Regions from separate parts of the Homo sapiens genome. Here region 2 is linked to region 1. A link is a loop called in an ENCODE intact Hi-C map of the cell type or tissue named here. Cell type or tissue: GM12878. All regions are shown on one strand. Each heading gives the region's core, and the rest is flanking DNA. Links, peaks and the distances in the headings are about the cores only.

The links. Hi-C counts contacts between places; a loop is a spot of excess contacts. Peaks named below come from ENCODE experiments on the same cell type or tissue, not always from the same donor. Only the 100,000 strongest peaks of a DNase experiment are listed, where the experiment ranks them.
Region 2: it touches region 1 in a loop (4-fold over the local background); 2 of 110 quality-filtered maps call a loop at or near these places.

What each region holds. Positions count from the first base shown.
Region 1 is chr1:224,730,999-224,739,331 of GRCh38, reverse strand. It overlaps CNIH3 (cornichon family AMPA receptor auxiliary protein 3), which reads right to left. Exons shown (of 6, transcript NM_152495.2): 5 at 4,626-4,769; 6 at 1-3. Among named protein-coding and RNA genes, the nearest start is that of CNIH3-AS1, 4.6 kb to the right of the region's middle. RefSeq lists enhancers at 2,091-2,140, 2,491-2,550, 4,025-4,094, 5,576-5,715, 5,107-6,306. In GM12878, for the core only: CTCF peaks have their summits at 4,604 and 5,771; DNase peaks (open chromatin) are centred at 2,361, 3,951, 5,323 and 6,061; H3K27ac peaks cover 3,411 bases.
Region 2 is chr1:224,779,015-224,787,347 of GRCh38, reverse strand. No RefSeq gene overlaps it. Among named protein-coding and RNA genes, the nearest start is that of LINC02813, 18 kb to the right of the region's middle. RefSeq lists an enhancer at 3,958-4,167. In GM12878, for the core only: no CTCF peak of the experiment used is centred there; a DNase peak (open chromatin) is centred at 3,887; H3K27ac peaks cover 2,008 bases.

The DNA.
Region 1 (8,333 bases), core at 256-8,255:
ATGCTGAATGCAAAAAAAAAAAAAAAAAAAAAAAAAGAGAGGAAGGTGTTAGTAGAAGCCCACAGAGGACTCAGGCTGCCCCTCAGGAGAGGGACCTTCCAGAGGCCAGACCCCTTGGCTTCTCCCTCATTCCTGTCACTACAGCATCTCGCCAACTCCACTACTGTGCCCCTTCTACTTCCCACAACACTGGAATAAAAATTTTTTGGGAGAGCATATTGTATCCCTTGGATAAAAGATGTGAAAGCTCTAAGTGCCTATTATCATTCTCATCAGGATGATGATTATGGTTGTTTTCCTTTTTGTGCAATTGCAGGGCAGGTCTGGGGGTGGAGGTGGGGGTGCAGTGGATTCTTTATGCCACCAGCTGCCATGTGCTTGCATGATGGCTGTGTCCAGGGGCTCCCAGATGATGCTGGATAATACGGTAGTGCTGGGGGAAAGATCATCATCACTACTGCAAAGGCCAGCGTGGGAACATAAGCCCTCTGGGCACCAGAACTCAATGAATTCTTGATTGGGTAACTCCCTGGCCCTCTTATTTTTAATGGACTCCAGGAATTAAACATGCATTAAAAGTGTGTGACCTAAAGTATTGCCCCAATACTACTAAGAGTGGGGTGAAGGGGACATGTATCCCTGTGCGCTTAGTAAGGGCTTCAGGGTAATTTTGCAAGGCTGAGGAATGATCTGCACCAAAATATACCTCTTTGTCTATTTCGCAGAAAAAGAAACCAACTATCTTTTCACATTATAGTGAGAAAAAAAGATTCATCTAAGAAGTAAAACCAAAGGAAAGAAATGAAAAGGTTTGACTTCTAACCCTTTGCAGCTGTGGATGCCCAATGAGCTCCTCTGAGTAGCTCAAGTTCCATCTTCAGGAACCTCACACACCTCATGTACACAGAGAACCACTGGTCAGACCTGGAGCAAGAGGGACTTACTCTACTTGGGGAAGCTGAGGGCCAGATGAGGAGTGACAGCAGGGCGAGAAGCCACATTCTAACTCCAAAGCCAGTGCTTTTTGCATAACAGTACTAAGCCTCAAGTGGATACCTTTGTTTACTCACTTTCATTCGTTATGCCAGACACTATTCTCAGTGCTGGGGAAAATGGTGAGTGTGCAGCCCCAATTCCTGCCTTGAGGAAGCATACAGCTAAGCTGTAACAACAAACCACGAGGATTCAGTGAGTGCCAGGCACGGGCCAGGACACTGCAGACGCAGAGGTGAATGAAACCAACATGGTCTCCAGTGTCAAGGAACAAGTAAATCATAAATAACATAGATGGAGAGAAATAAACCTGAGGAGGAACAGGCATGATCCAGAATAACCACGCAGGAGGGTGGTCCTACTACTTCAGGTCGGAAAAAAATCTTTCTACAGAGCAGACACTGTTCACACTGGGCTCACTAGCTAGTATTAGTATCTGCATTAGCTAGTCCCCTTCTAACACAACCCTCAAATATCACCTGGTCCACAAGGCAACCTGAGAAGTGGGGTGATGGGTGCCATGCGGTTCAAACAGGATAGAAGAAAGAGCACAGGCTCTGAAGCCAGATGTTGCTAATTATTAGCAGGGACCTGAGACACATTTCTTAACCTCTCCGAAGTCCTCAGGAGCCCCTCAGGGAGCTCAAACTATAAACTATCAACCCCGTCTTCCCCGCTGTTGTGTGGGTCTCTAGCCCTGAGCTCAGTTCAGACATGGCTCTGCATACACGAGTCCCCTTCCCTCCCTCCCACGGTGGCCTGCGCTGACGCTGCTGTGCTCTCCACCAGCTCCGGATCTGAGGGGCTGGCAGCTCCTAAGGTGGGAGAAACAGAGTCTTTTAAGCAGCCCCAAAGAGCACCAAGGGGCCAGATTCAACAAAGAATGTGGGTGCCCGTGGCGGCCACCCAGGGTCCCAGTGAGGCTGCAGGAACTGTTTCCAATTTTGTTTTAGAAACAGAGTGATTAACACATGTATCATGAAGGCAGGGCCAAACTGAAGTAATGAATTAGAGGACAAACAGTCAAACAGACTGTCTGGAACACACTCGGTTACAGAACAATCACACCCATCTAACCGAGAGGAGCTGCCAAGACCTCCCTACCCCACCCCCTCCCACCCCCGCAGCGGAGCACGCACAGCCGCTTCCCTCCCTGTGAACTCATATGGCTTCTTCCCTGCGACGCCTCGGCTCCAGCAGTTACTGCAACAAAACTGAAATGAGGGAAAGTCTCGCCTCTGTCTTCATCCACACTGAGGTGGATCCCAGGCTAAAGGGGCAGGAGCTAATGAAAACAATGGTCTCATTCTGTTGGCTTAGAGGAGAGACAGTGCTGTCTCTGGGGACAGGCCACTCAGCCCATGACTCTGCAGAAGGGGAAGTCTGTGGCTCCACAAAGAAAGCAGGGTTGAGCACACTGCAGGGAAAAAACCTAACCTCCAAGGTGGCAAGTCCCTAAGCCCACGGCGGCTTTGTCCACACTCTGTAGGTCTCCCAAGACAGAAACCCATCTGACAAGCCTTTGGTTGTTAAATAGTTCAGACTTGGAGTCAGAAAGACTTAGGTGAACCCACTGGGCACCGTAGAAATCTCCGGAGGCTTCAAAGACCGTCAGGCTCCCTGCAGGCTGGAGCAGTAAACATCCCAGAGCACCCCACAGAGTCTGCGGACACTGGGGATGTAAAGGGGAGGGAAGGCAGAACCAAGTAGAATGCTCCAGAGCCACCAAGGTGTGCACCAAGATTGTCCAGAGAGCTTGTTTAAAACGCAGAGCCCAGCCCTGGAAAGTTTGAATAGGTAGCTATAAGCCCAGGAATCTGCATTTTTAAAAAGCACACCTTCCTCCCTTCCTTACCCCACACTTTGATGAAGACTTTTCTAGAGGTTTTCTAAGATAGCCAGCAGTTAAGAGCTACTGGGCACGGTGGCTCACGCCTGTAATCCCAGCACTTTGGGAGGCTGAGGCGGGTAGATCACATGAGCCCAGGAGTTCAAGACCAGCCTGGGCAACATAGCAAAACCCTGTCTCTACAGAAAAATACAAAAATTAGCCGAGCATGGTGGTACATGCCTATAATTCCAGCTACTCAGGAGGCTTAGGCAGGAGGATCCCTTGAGCCTGGAGTTCAAGGTTGCAGCAAGCTATGATCCTGCCATTGTAGTCTAGCCTGGGAGACAGAGTGATACCCTCAAAAAAAGAAAAAGGAAAAAGGAGTTCAGTCTTTGAAATCGGACTCAAGATGTACTACTTACAGCTGTGACACTAATAGCTGGAATTCAGGAAAATTATCTAACTTCTCAGATTCAGTTCATTTTTCATATGTGAGTGAGGATAGTATTTATCTTATAAATTGAGCGATACGTACAAAGCTCTGAGCACAAAGCCTGGCTCATTTTTAAATGTCAGAACTTTGGGAGGCTGAGGCAGAAGGGTCACTTGGGCCCAAGAGTTCAAGACCTGCCTGGGCAACACAGTGAAACCCCATCTCTACAAAAAATTTTAAAATTAAAAAAAAAAAATATAGCCGGGCATGGTGACACACACCTGCAGTCCCAGCTACTCAGGTTAAGGTGGGAGAATCACTTGAGCCAAGTTCAAGGCTGCAGTGAGCAGCGATGGCACCACTGCACTCCAGCCTGGGCAAAACAGTGAGACCCCATCTTTAAATAAAAATTAAAAAATAATAAAAAATAAAAAATGCTGGACAAATGCAGCCACATTCTGGCCTGCCACAGCCCAATCCAAACCTAGGGGTGGCGTGCAGTCCAACATCCCGACCCCTCCTCCTCTTCACCTGGCTGCTGTCAACCATGCCCTTTTGGAGACATCACCGGGAGGTTTGGAGATCACCATGGCCCTGCCACAGGTAATGATGGAATCGCAAGTGACAGGTGAGAGTCCCCAGAGATGAGCCAAAGAGGAGCAGGAAGGAGGAGGAGACATTTGCGGAAAAGGCACTCTCTGTGGTGTCAAACCACAAGACAGTCTGTTTATAGCTATCTGCTTAGTTAGGATGTTCTGAGCGGAGAGGTGAAAAGAAGGGACACTCCTGAAACAGGACTGCAAAGTCAGCAGGTTTTTCTTAATTGGAATGGTGTTATGTAATATTGGGAAAACTGTAAATGAAGCATTTAGCGACACAAAATGCCACTTTATGAACCGTGACAGCCACTGTGGGGCTGGGGTGGGGAGTTTGGGGCCTCTGTTATGGTTCCCAAGAATCCTTGGGGCAAGGGACAGTGAGGATGAGCCTGAGCCCCTGTGGCCACAGGCAACCTGCTGGGCTGAGCTGCAAAGTCGTGAGAGGCAGGAAGCCCTATAGGGAAGAAGGAGTAGCCAACTGCACTTCACCAGTTATCTCCAAAGGGATGTTGAGAGGGTGTTTTCACTGCGTGGCCCTAAGGATGTGCCGATCAGCAGGCAAGGCCTCCTGCAGGATCTCCTGCCCCCTTACTTGTTTATACAGAAGCCCTTGCTCCTGAGCCAGAGTCAGACAGCTGGGACTACACCTGAATGGCCATGACTCCCACCCTCGCACGCCATCTCCCAAAGGACGCCTCCCAGAGGCCAGCCTGAAATTCTCTTCCTTTTGCTGCAGGAGTCAAAACCACCAGGAGGGGCAGATACTCACCAGTAAAGGTAGTAGAAGAAGGAGAGGAGATAGAAGGCCAGCTTACACCAGGCCTCCTTCTGACAGTAACTCAAAGTGTCGGCATTCATGACCACCGGTGGGTCGTAGGCTAGTTCTGAGCTATCTGCTGGACAGTGGAAATACCTGCAGGGAGAGAGGACATCATTGTCTCTGAGGTCCTGGTACTTCTGGCGTAACCTGGGCAAACCCTTCCGATGCAGGGCTTCTGTCGAGCAATCCCTGCCAAGCAATTGCCTGCCTTCTGCCCAAATCACAGTTGAAGCACCGCTGAAGAGTGGCTCAGCCACTATCTTCCAGCAGGTAGTAAATCCCCAAATACTCCAATCCACTGGCATCATGGCAATTTCACCCATATACAAAGCTGCTCCAACAGAAGGGGAAATGTGTCACCTGGCGTTGCCTAGGAGTCTGAGGAAGAGCCGCCTCTCAGGACAAGTGCAGGCAGAGGTAAAGGGCTATACCACCACTGCTGGGATGCCACCATACCTCCATTCTACCCTAAAACTACTTTACACAGACCCTTATTGAAAATCCTGAATACTTCGGGACATCCTATTCTCACTTGAGCGCAGAGCAGTTTACAGGTGCTTTCCTTCTTGATAGTGGGACCTAGAACTCAAAAAGAACATCAGCCATCTGTCGGGAGACAGCGTGCCCTGGACGGCAGCTGGGTGAGTGAAAGAACGTAGGTGGGAAAGAGGAGGAGGGGGAGCAGCTAACGCGAACTGTGTGTACTTCAAAATACTACGTTCCCAAGGCTCACCTGGCCACAGCCCCTGAGGAGGGGAGCCGTCAGGCTTGGTGAGACCTGGGGCAGGAGTCTGAGCCTCCTGAGTCCCTTGGGAAGTGGTCGCTGCCCCCAGGACACTGCCCCCAGGGACCTGGCCACAGCCTCCTGCCGGAGCCCAAGAACAAAGTACAGCTGGAATCTCTCAGTGAGTTCCTTTTTCAGTCATTCTGGTAAAGCCACCCAGAGGCCAGGAGTGCAAATAAATGGCTTCCCTGGGCTCTGGGACAGACAGTGGTTCTCAATGGTGGTAAAGGGCCCAGGGAGAGGGCTCCGACCGGGAGATTAATCACACTGGCTTTGAAGAACATCCTGCAATGTAGCAACTCGCAGATCCGGAATCTCAGCTCCCTCCTCCTTCCCCTTCAGAGAATTGCACTGACGTTATCTGTCACTGACACTGTGCTGAAAAGAAATCACAAGCCAGATTCGATGACAACTGCCAGCTCACAGCCCTCCAGGCCACTCATCTCTCCTCTTCCTGGGAGCCAATCTCAAAAGCTATTTGCTGTCACTGTGGTTTTATTCCCAGGTGACCTCATTAAGTGGAGGCAGAAGGGCAGGGTGGCCATGTGGCTCCGTGGAAACAGCAAAGGCCCTGCCAGTCACCAGTCACCACATTGACTTTCCTTGGGTCAGTCATTAACCCATCTGAGCCTCAACTTTCTCATCGGTGAAATGGGGATGGAATTGCCCACTGCAAAGGGCTGTTGTGACCATTATGTGAGGCGATGTATGCAAATAACCTGGGAAGAACAGGTACTGAGTCAACAGCAGACAGTTCTATTTCCTTTAAGCAAACTAAGAGCCAGAGCAGGAGGGGACTTTCTCTGTATGTGAAATGTCACTGGTCTGGACCTGTTGGGAAGGAGGGGGAGTAAAAAGGGGGATAAAGGGTGTACAAGGGCTCTGGTTTTTAAAGGACTCCTCCCCTCCTCATTCTTTTTTTTCTTTCATGTTCTGAGAACTTACTAATTGCCAGGAACTAGACTAGATCCTGTCAGGGATTCAAAAAAAAGGTAAGACAAAGTCCCTATTGGCAAGGAGATTGCAGCCCCTCCCTTCCTCCATAGAGATCAACTTTCCTAGTCTACGGACACTGGCTGCCTCTCCTTTTCCTCCCTTTTGGACAAGCGCTAGCCCCACGAAGCAGTGCCCTGATCGATGTTTTGTCCATTAATCACATTTCTGATACCCTGCCTTGACAGCCCCCTACTTGAAGGACCTTGGGACGAACTCCTTTCCTGGAGGAGAAGAGCCAGCCCCTGGGGCAGTGTGTCAGGTGGCAGGGACTCAGACTGGAATTCGTACAGAGGTGGGGTGTAACCTCAGCCCTGCCACGTCCGAGCTGAGCAACACAGGTTAAGTTGACTTAACCTTTGTGAGTCTCTGTGTCCCCATGTATCAAACACAGAAAATGAAACCCAGCTCACTTGGTTGTTGTGAATCCTGGATCTTCTATTTGACTTCTCTCTAATTCAGATGAGAGCAGATTGCCTTTACTTAAAGTGAGGCTTCTCGATGTAACCGAATCTTTTTCCTTCCTCCCTAAATCTGAGATTTCTTCTACCCTGCTGGCCCTGGTCAATGGCACCATCGACCTCCCGGCCACGCAGCCTAGAGGCTTTCTCTCCCTCACCTGCACCCAATTATGGGCCAAGGCTTATCCAGTTCACCTCCACAGCTTCTCTTGTTCTCTCACCATTCTGACTCCCACCACCTGGGTCAAGGCTCTCTCACCTCTCCACCTGGAGTTCCCACCATAACCCCCTCATTGGATTTCATCCTCAATATTTCACCCTCTAACCCATCCTTTACACTGCTTCCCAGGCCACCTTCCTAAAAATCAGATCAGGTAATGCCACTGTCTTCTTCTAAAGCTTCTGATCATTTTTCATTACCTAGAGAATAAATTAATTCCACCTTCCCCATCAAATCATTTCAGGCCCTCCATACCATACTCTCAGCTGCCTGCCAACCCTGTCTCTTCTTATTTCCCTCCAAGAACCCTACATCCAACCTCACTGAGCAACTACTGTTTCCCAAACACAACAAGTGTTCTCTTAACTCTGGGCCTTTGCACATGCTGGGCCCTCGCCCTGGAATGTGCTTTTCCAATGTCACTCTTGAGTCTAATTTAAGTGCTTCTTTCTCTATGCTCCTACCAGTATTCCTCATATGTCTGTTAAGAACATATTTCCCTCCACCACTAGGATGTACGTTCCTTAAGGGTAAAGGTTTTGCTTTACACTTAACGTGAAATCCCTCACAATGCCTGGCGTGTACTATGTATCCCGTATGTTTTCTAAATGAAGGAGTGCATGTCTTAGGTGTGGCTAAATTCAAGCCAGATTTTATGGTACAATAAAAATGATAAAACACTTTGGGGTCCAATGCTCTGGCAGCAAAGGGTCAAGGGCAGGCAACTTATCTGCGCAAATACCTTCTCTACTATTTAGATATTCCCCCACCTCTGCCTCCTGTGTCCATATGGTGACTCTATTTTACAAAAAGCCAAAAATCACATGATCTGACACATGGTCTTAGCAGGGAATAGAATCTATGAAATTATAACTGTCCCAGAAAATCCAGCCCATCTGGTAGGTGCTTTTTTTTTTATTAAGATATAATTTACATACCATAAAAGTCACCCTTTTAAAGTGTACAACTGTACAATTCAGTGGTTTTTAGTATATTCATAGAGTTGTGCAACCATCATGACTATCTAATTTCAGAACATTTTCATCACCCTAAAAAGAAAACCTTTGACCCATTAGCAGTCATTCCCTATTCTCATTCCCTCCCAGCCCCTGGCAGCCATGAATTTACTTTCTGTCTATAGATTTGCCTTTCCTGGACATTTCCTATAAATAGAATCATGAAATATGTGGCCTTTTGTG
Region 2 (8,333 bases), core at 30-8,029, 48 kb before region 1:
GATGGTGTGTTAGTCTGTTCTCACACTGCTATAAAGAGCTGCCAGAGACTGGGTAGTTTATAAAGAAAAGAGGTTTAATTGACTCACAGTTCCACATGGCTGGGGAGGCCTCAGGAAAGTTACAATCAGGGCAGAAGGGGAAGCAGACACATCTTACATGGTGGCAGGCGAGAGAGAAAGTGTGAGCCTGTGAGGGAGGAACTGTCAAAAACTTATAAAACCATCAGATCTTGAGAGAACTCATTCACTATCATGAGAACAGCATGGGGGAAACCACAATTACCTCGCACCAGGTCCCTCCCTTGACAAGTGGGGATTATAATTCAAGATGAGATTTGGATGGGGCCAGAGCCAAACCATATCAGACGGTGTCTTGGGAAGCCTGTTTGCTTCATGTCTCAAAAACAGGTCTACACTTTGGTCTCAGGATGAGTCACATTTGGAGCTGCAGGAGGAGGGGAGTGGTGACTACCAGTGTTTTTCAAGCTCCCCAATGACAAGAACCACCTATTACACCCCAAATTCCCTGAATCAGACTCTCCTGCAGAGGAACCTGGGAAGCTGTGCCTGCCACAATGGTCAGAGCAGTTAGGGCATTGCTAGACCTCTGTGAGCAAAGCTAAAACAGCTTAGGCAAGGAAGCTTGGGAGAGTGGCTTTGGGGTTAAACAGATCTGACTACCTGTTGACTCAGGTGAGTAATTTAATGAATTTAATGTCTTAGAGCCTCAATTTCTTCCTCTCTAAAATGGGGATAACAAATCCAAACTTTCAGGCTGGATGAAGTCTGGAAATAATAGCTGTGTAAAATACCTGGTGCATACCTTCCATGAGCTCAGCCAATGGTAGCTATCAGTACTGTAATCATGACAATGATGTTTATTAGGCCAAAGGGGTCTTAATTTGTATTCAGGAATGAAGAGACTTGGATTTCACACAAGATATTGCATTTCCTTTAACTTCAACACTGTTGGGAGCTGGCTTGGCAAAAAAAGAGCCCTGAGGTGGCAGAGGCCTTTCCTATCTCACAGAGTCAGGGTGGAGGGCACGGAAGTTTCACGACAGCCAAGTCCAAGACGCCAGACTTTTTAGCCACATTAGTATCTAAGGTATTTGTTCACTTTCATCTGTGAAGTGCTTTTCAAGCATTAGGCTGGTAATTTCTCTGTGGGGGATAACTTGGGGTACGGCCTTGCTCAGGCAGAAATCCTATATTTATTTTGGGTCTCTGGGATCTTAAACCTGGTCCACAAATTGAGAAGGAAGTTGTTTGTCCTAAATCATCTTAAATGCTCTGTCTGGGCTTTTCTGATACCAGGACACTAGTGCTTCTACAGACCTGGCCCCGAACCCTTCTTGACCATGACCTCCTCCTCTCCAGGTTCACAATGAGGCCCTGAGTTGGAAATCCAGGCTTAGTAGGTTAAAGAACTCCCAGGGAGCTGGGCAGGTCTGATTTCTCATTCCTCCTTAGAATAACATGAAGATTCCAAATGGAGGTAAACATTATTCCCTCAGCCTCTCCCAGTTTTCTTGCTGGCACAGATCCAAACAATTGACAGTATGAGTGTTTAATAGCAAAGAGATGACCATGAGGACACCAGCTGAGTATAAAGCCCTCCATTGCATGCGCAAAGTACAACAAAGAACCAGGAGTAGGATGGGGAGGGGTGTGAGTAATATAAGTTGAGAATTTTCAAAATTCTAGACCCCGATGAACATTGTCTTTACAATCTTTACAACTGCCCTATGAAATGAGCATTATGCTGCCCATTTCACAGATGAGAAAACAGGGGTATAGCTCTCAATTAGGAACGTTGCTCAAGGTCACACAAGCAGTACATGGAGAAGCTAGCTTGCATATGTGTAACTATTTAATCCCAAACCCATGCCCTTGACTCTCTACCATGCTGCTTTTAACGGTAGAAAAGGGAAGAAGAGAGTTAAGAAATCCATAGACAAAAGTTAAAATAAAATTTGTAAAAAGCATTTCTGTACTTGGTTTAGATTTTATCTGATTTCTCTTGAAATAAACAGTGAGACCTCACCTCAGGTTTATAGGCCAAATATGAAGGACCTTTAAACCTTGAGCCAGCAGTACATATTGAGTTGTCCAACTTGTAGAACAAGGCTAACCTATTCCTTCCTGTAAGGCCTCATTTGGCCTCTAAAGCAGAAGTAGGCAAACTTTTCCTTAAAGGGCTGGAGAGTAAATATTTTAGGCTTTGTGGTCCATAAGTTCTCGTGGTAAATCGACTCAAAGGAATGAGCTGGCTATGTTGCAGAAAAACTTTATTTACATCAATGCCAGTAGTTTGCCAGCCCCTTCTCTAGAGGAATAAGATTATTTCCTACTTGTTTTCCAAGTTCTTCTCCAGAGCATCAAAATGTACATGTATTGATTGTGAATATATAATCATGTGAGCCAGATATTAGCTAAAGTACTGTGCCCTCTGAGATTAAAATGAAACCACATGTAGAGGCAAGCTGCATGCTTCTCAATCTCTCCAGGGGGAATGAAGTCACCCATTCTGCTAAAGTGGTTTAGTTTATGAATCATCTTGCCTTCCTCTATTTTCCATCCCTACCCCACACCACATCATGCCAGACATAGATTCTAGCCCCCTCTTCCTCAATGCATGCATACAAAACACACACGACACAGGCACACACACACAGTTGATCATACACAAAGTTGTGTGCAACAGACTTTCCCCGGAAGGAAATGGATGTTGGATTGACACTGAAACAATTCAAACTACTTAACTTTAAATATGTTATCCTCCTTCTCAAAATTCCTTTGGCCACTTTCTCCTTAAGTTCTAGTCTCCTGCCATATGGCTTGGCCTACTGTCTTCCAGCAACTTTTCCCACTCTGTTAGGCAGAGCAATCGAGCCCTTATCTCAACCCATCCCCACACCTCCCTTTGCACGGCTCTGCTCTGAGATGCACCATCTTCCTTTTCTCACCCTCCCACCAGCCTCTGCAAGAGGAATGGGACAGCCTAGAAATATGTTACCATCATCTTGAAACCACCCTCCCCTTTAAACTCAAAAGCTGCTTTATAGTTTTAGTTTTAAATAGCATTTCTTTCTCCATGACGTAAATTAAAAATCTATCTGTTGAGATATTTTTGGGTTTGAGCGGCACAAGTAAACTCTAACATAAACAGGAAGAGGGAGTTATCCAAAGTATTATATAAAAAGGAAAAGCTAACAAATGGTTTCAGAAATACAGAAACGATGGCGACAGCATGGACAGCAGTGGGAGTTTGTGGTCTCTGTTTCTCTGAGGTATTGCCGTTGTATGTGGCACCAATGGGCTTTAGCCCTGTGTGTCTCTGTTCCAGATTAGATTCCAGAGAAAGTGACATTCTCTGCTTAGGCTAAATGTCAATTGCTGTGGTCAGGACCCTGGAATACTGACATTGTCAGCCTCATCAGAACTACATGGATTTGTGCAGGCAGTTTCCCTAAATAAGGGATGCTGTGCCTCCTCAAAAAGAAAAAAACAACGTTAAAAACAAACAAAAACAAAAACAGACGTCCACTCTACTGTGTTTCCAACCAAAGGCTTCTCAGTGAAAACGGACAGGATTCCTGGTTAAAATGCTGTAAACATGTGTAGATCATGTTTAGAGGCAAATATAAGGAGATTAAAGTTTTACCATGTGATGCCTCTCACTTTCCTAGTACTGGCTAAGGCAGTAAATGTTTTCGAAGGTATAGATATAATTGGTATCTGGCCCCTTCCTCCCCCAAAGTCTTGCTCTTTAACTTAGAGACTCTCATTTATTTATAATTGCTCTGCAAACTGAAACTAGCCCAATTTTCCAGCCAGCCAGAAGGCCATAGAACTGAAGCTTGAGAAACTTACTTTTGTACAATGAAACGCACCTGCTGCCTGCTGACCACTTCCTCTTCCTTACCCCTCCCTAATTCCTGTTTTCCCACATGTGATTACAATGAGACACCAGAACCCTCATTTGACCACCTGCTGCCTGCTGACCAACTCCTCTTCCTTGCCCCTTCTGTTTTCCTTCCCAGCTAAATCAACCCATAATTTTAGATGGGAGAAGAGATAGACTTGAGGCTTGTCTCCATCTCTTCAGTTGACATCACCCGAATAAAGCCTCCCTGGCAATAATCATGGTCTCAGTGATTAACTTTCTATGCAGCAAGCAACAGGACCTAGACTAAACCCTGGGCATTCGATAACAACTGGATAAACATTCATTATCATGTACATTTCACAGATGCAGACACTGTGACTTCACTCTGCGATGTGTCACCAACACACCTTATTTGTGTTGGAGGTGGGCTGTGAAATCAGTGTTTACATCTTCAAGCACACACTCTTTGATGGGATTGCTAGAAGAGATCTATTCATTGTATAGGTCACCTGAATATCCCAGACCTCATCTGTCCTAATGCACATGGCCCTTAGCCCACCCACCTACACAGAAACAAGCCCTTTGAGAGCTCTCTTGGTTCTCTCTGGACCTCCCTGGGAGAGTGTCTCGCATGTAATCAGAAACAAGTCTGCCCATGTCCCCTCCTCCAGTTTCTTCATCAAACCTCCTGACCCCTCCACTGCTGGTGGCCTCCAGGAAGATATGAAGACACTCTCCCTCCAAAACTCAGGTCTCTTTCCCTGCTGAACCCAGAGTCCTCAGGGTACCAGAGGTACCATGGCCATAGCCAAGTGGGCTCGGGGAGCAGAGTAGAGGGACAGTCCCCTCTCCAGCTATGGGTGATACTATGTTTCTTAGCCTCAAATTGATGCAGATGGTTCCTAGACACTGACAAAGTCTGTCAGCAACACTTATCTTTCAGCTGCTGGCCCTAACCTCCTCCTGCTCACTACTTCCCAATTCAGAGTCCTTGCAGGGGTTGCCTGATTGCCCAGGCCTTGGTCACTTGCCACACTCAGGCTTCAGGAGGGCTGGGAGAGCTGTTGTCTGGACTTCTCTTGAGGTCACAAAAGTGATCTCAGCTCACACAGTGGAAGTCCCAAATATACAAAGAAGATTCAGGAGTTGGGTGGTCAAAAAAAAAGCAATGGCAAATGTCCACCAGGATGCCATGTGGCCCATCCCTTATCACTCTCCCCCCAGCTCTTTCGCTGGATCCTCTCTTCTCTTTTAGCAAAAAAAAGCAAACAAATAAATACTAAGCTTCTTTTTGCATATGAAGTTGTGCAATTCAGTACTTGAAGGGAGGTAGAATTCACCATACTAAACGGCTCAAAGTTCCAGTTTTAGTTATACCAGGAAATGCTGCCATTTTGAGGACACAGGGAACTCAGTGCTAATTCATTAATGATTGCAGCAAGAGGTATGGAAGCGGGCAGGGAATTAGGGGCAGAGGATGAGAAACTCAGAGTAAACACTTTCTGCAGTTGGGTACTTGTGAAAGAGAGAGTTCATGTTTTAAAGTCAATAGACTCAAGGTTCAAGTTTTGGTTTCACTACTATGTGATCTTATACAAGTTTTACTTGATATGTCTGAGCCTCTGTTTCTTCATTTGCAAAATAATAACAAAGAATATTCCTGAAAGTTTTAAGTAACATAATGCATGTAAAGTGGCTGGAAAATTGCTGCTTAACAAATATTCCCCTTTCTCTTCCCTCTGGGAAAATAAGATAAATAAGATTCCTATTTGTACAATAAGGAATATTTCTGTATATTTCTGTATACTTTTACATATTTATAACTGCTTTATGAAAGTATTTTTGATATTGCTGTGAAAAAAATCTGTAATTGCTTTTAATAAGAATTTGATGGAAAAAATGTAATACAATTATTTTATTTTAAATGGAAATTATGGATTAAAAGTTATCAAAGAGTATTCTACAGTAGCAAATTAAGTAAATTGTAGTCTATGATTTCTGGGCTTATAGGAAAGAAGGTAAATTAGCTTTTGTAGGGTGCTGTACTAATGTGTGCATGCCATTGTGCTGGGCACTTTATAGTTAATCTTTACAACAAACTCATAAGAAAGTAATTTTACAGATGTAGAAACTGAGGCTAAGAAATGTTAAGTCATTTCCCCAACATCACATAGTAGAAGTTCATCTACATATGAGGCCCATACAAAAGCTAATTCCATAGCTCACTTGGATCATGATACCAAGCAAAAACATGGTAGGTATGTCCCATGGTCAGGTAGGCACTGAGCAGCAGAACAGTGGGAACTGACAGGTTGCCTGATCACAGCTCCATAGTCTCTGCCAGTAAGGACACAATGAGCCCACGTAGATGGAGTTAGATACTTCACAGCAATGGTAGAAGCTTCCTGTTTGTATCAGTTCTCTTTACGCCCCAGATCTCACAAGGGTGATGCAAAGGTTGGCACAGGTGAATACCATGCACGGAGTGCAGGGGCGCCTCACAGCTGGGGAATCCTAAGCTTAGGAACCCCCCTACGTTACAATGGGGCTTCTGGAAAACTGCCCATCCTCCCCTCCAGGGAGAGATGTTATCTTACTACCCTGCAATGTAAACAAATCTTTCTCAAGAAGAGGAGAGAGGTCTTTATCCTTATTATCCTAGACCATCTCCAGGGAGGGGGACATTCTCACTATCTTTACCATTCTGGAAAGTAAATAAATCTGAGGAAAGTGGGTGTTGATGCCTAGATGTGAAGAAATGTGAGAGATTCATAGAGACTTGCCTCCCATTCCAAAAAAGTAATAGGATATTAATAGACCACCCTTTTTTTCTGTTTTTCCTTCCTTTGTTAAACAAATATCTACTCTTTTATTCACTCAAAGTCAATTCACATATGATTAAGTGACCCCTATGTGTGTAGGTAGACGTGCTGGTTGCTGTGCATAAAGCCGTAAGTTAGGCAAATGCAGTCCTTACCTTGGTGGAGCTAACATTGTGATTTTAGCTCAAGATAGTCTGCAGCTGTCTTTCTCAGCGGCCTGCAATGGGGCTGACTCCAGACAATCCAGTTGTTTCTGTGCATCCTCTAAAAGCCGGAATGGAGAATTTAACAATTCACAACATCTCCTCAGGGAGTCGCTTAACTATTAAAGGAGCCTATACTTAGGCTGTGAACCCAAAAGTATCTGAGACAGGTCTCAATCAATTTAGAAAGTTTATTTTGCCAAGGTTAAGGACACACCCATGACACAGCCTCAGGAGGTCCTGACGATGTGTACCCAAGGTGGTTGGGGCACAGATTGCTTTTATACATTTTAGGGAGACATAATACGTCAACCAATACATGAAAGATTTACATTGGTTTGATCTGGAAGGGCGACGCAACTCGAGGAGGGGAACTTCCAGATCGTTGGTAGATTTAAACATTTTCTGATTGGCAATTGGTTGAAACAGTTATTAGCAGTAGAAAGTTATCATCAGTAGAAAGGAACGTCTGGAGTTGTGGAGACCAAGGTTTTATCATGCAGATAAAGCCTGCAAGTAGCAGGCTTCAGAGACAATAGATTGTAAATGTTTCTTAACAGACTTAAGGTCTGTATTGATGTTAATGCTTCATAGGAATGATGAGCCATGTCCAATCCCCTCTTCATCCAGCCTGAACTACTTTTTCAGATTAATTCTGGAATGCCCTTGGCCCAGAGGAAGGGTCTATTCAGATGGTAATATGGTTTGACTCTGAGCCCCATCCAAATCTCAAATGGAATTGTAATCCCCAGTGTTGGGAGTGGGGCCTGGTGGGAGGTGATTGGATCATGTGGGTGGTTTCTAATGGCTTAGCACCATCCCCCTAGTGCTGTTTTGTGATAGAGTTCTCATGAAATCTGGTTGTTTAAAAGTTTGTGGCACCTCCCCCACCCTCTCTCTCCTGCTCCTGCCATGTAAGACATGCTTGCTTCCCCTTCATCTTCCACTATGATTGTAAGTTTCTTGAGGCCACCCCAGAAGCAGAGGCCTGTACATCTATCTCTCAGAACCGTGAGCCAATTAAACTTCTTTTCTTTAGAAATTACCCAGTCTCAGGTAGTTCTTTATAGTAGCTCAAGAATGGACTAATGCAGATGGTTAGGAGGCCTTCCAATTTTATTGTTGATTACAAGTCTCATCAATAAGTCATGGTATTGAAAGTTAAATCCTCAGGAGGCTCCACCACACATTCATGAAGTCCAATGAGTGAGTTGATGGTGTTATTGTTAATGCTGAGGATATCCAGGTGCAGAAAGGACTGAAAAGACAAGGAGATGGACAATGGTTTTCTCCTTAGAGTATAAATCATCTTAGAAACAAATATTCTTCCATTTCCAAGATAATAACTATCTTTGTTTCTTTGTTAGATAATAGCTTTTTGGTGCATGTGAAAATAATGTATCTTACTGTAAGAAG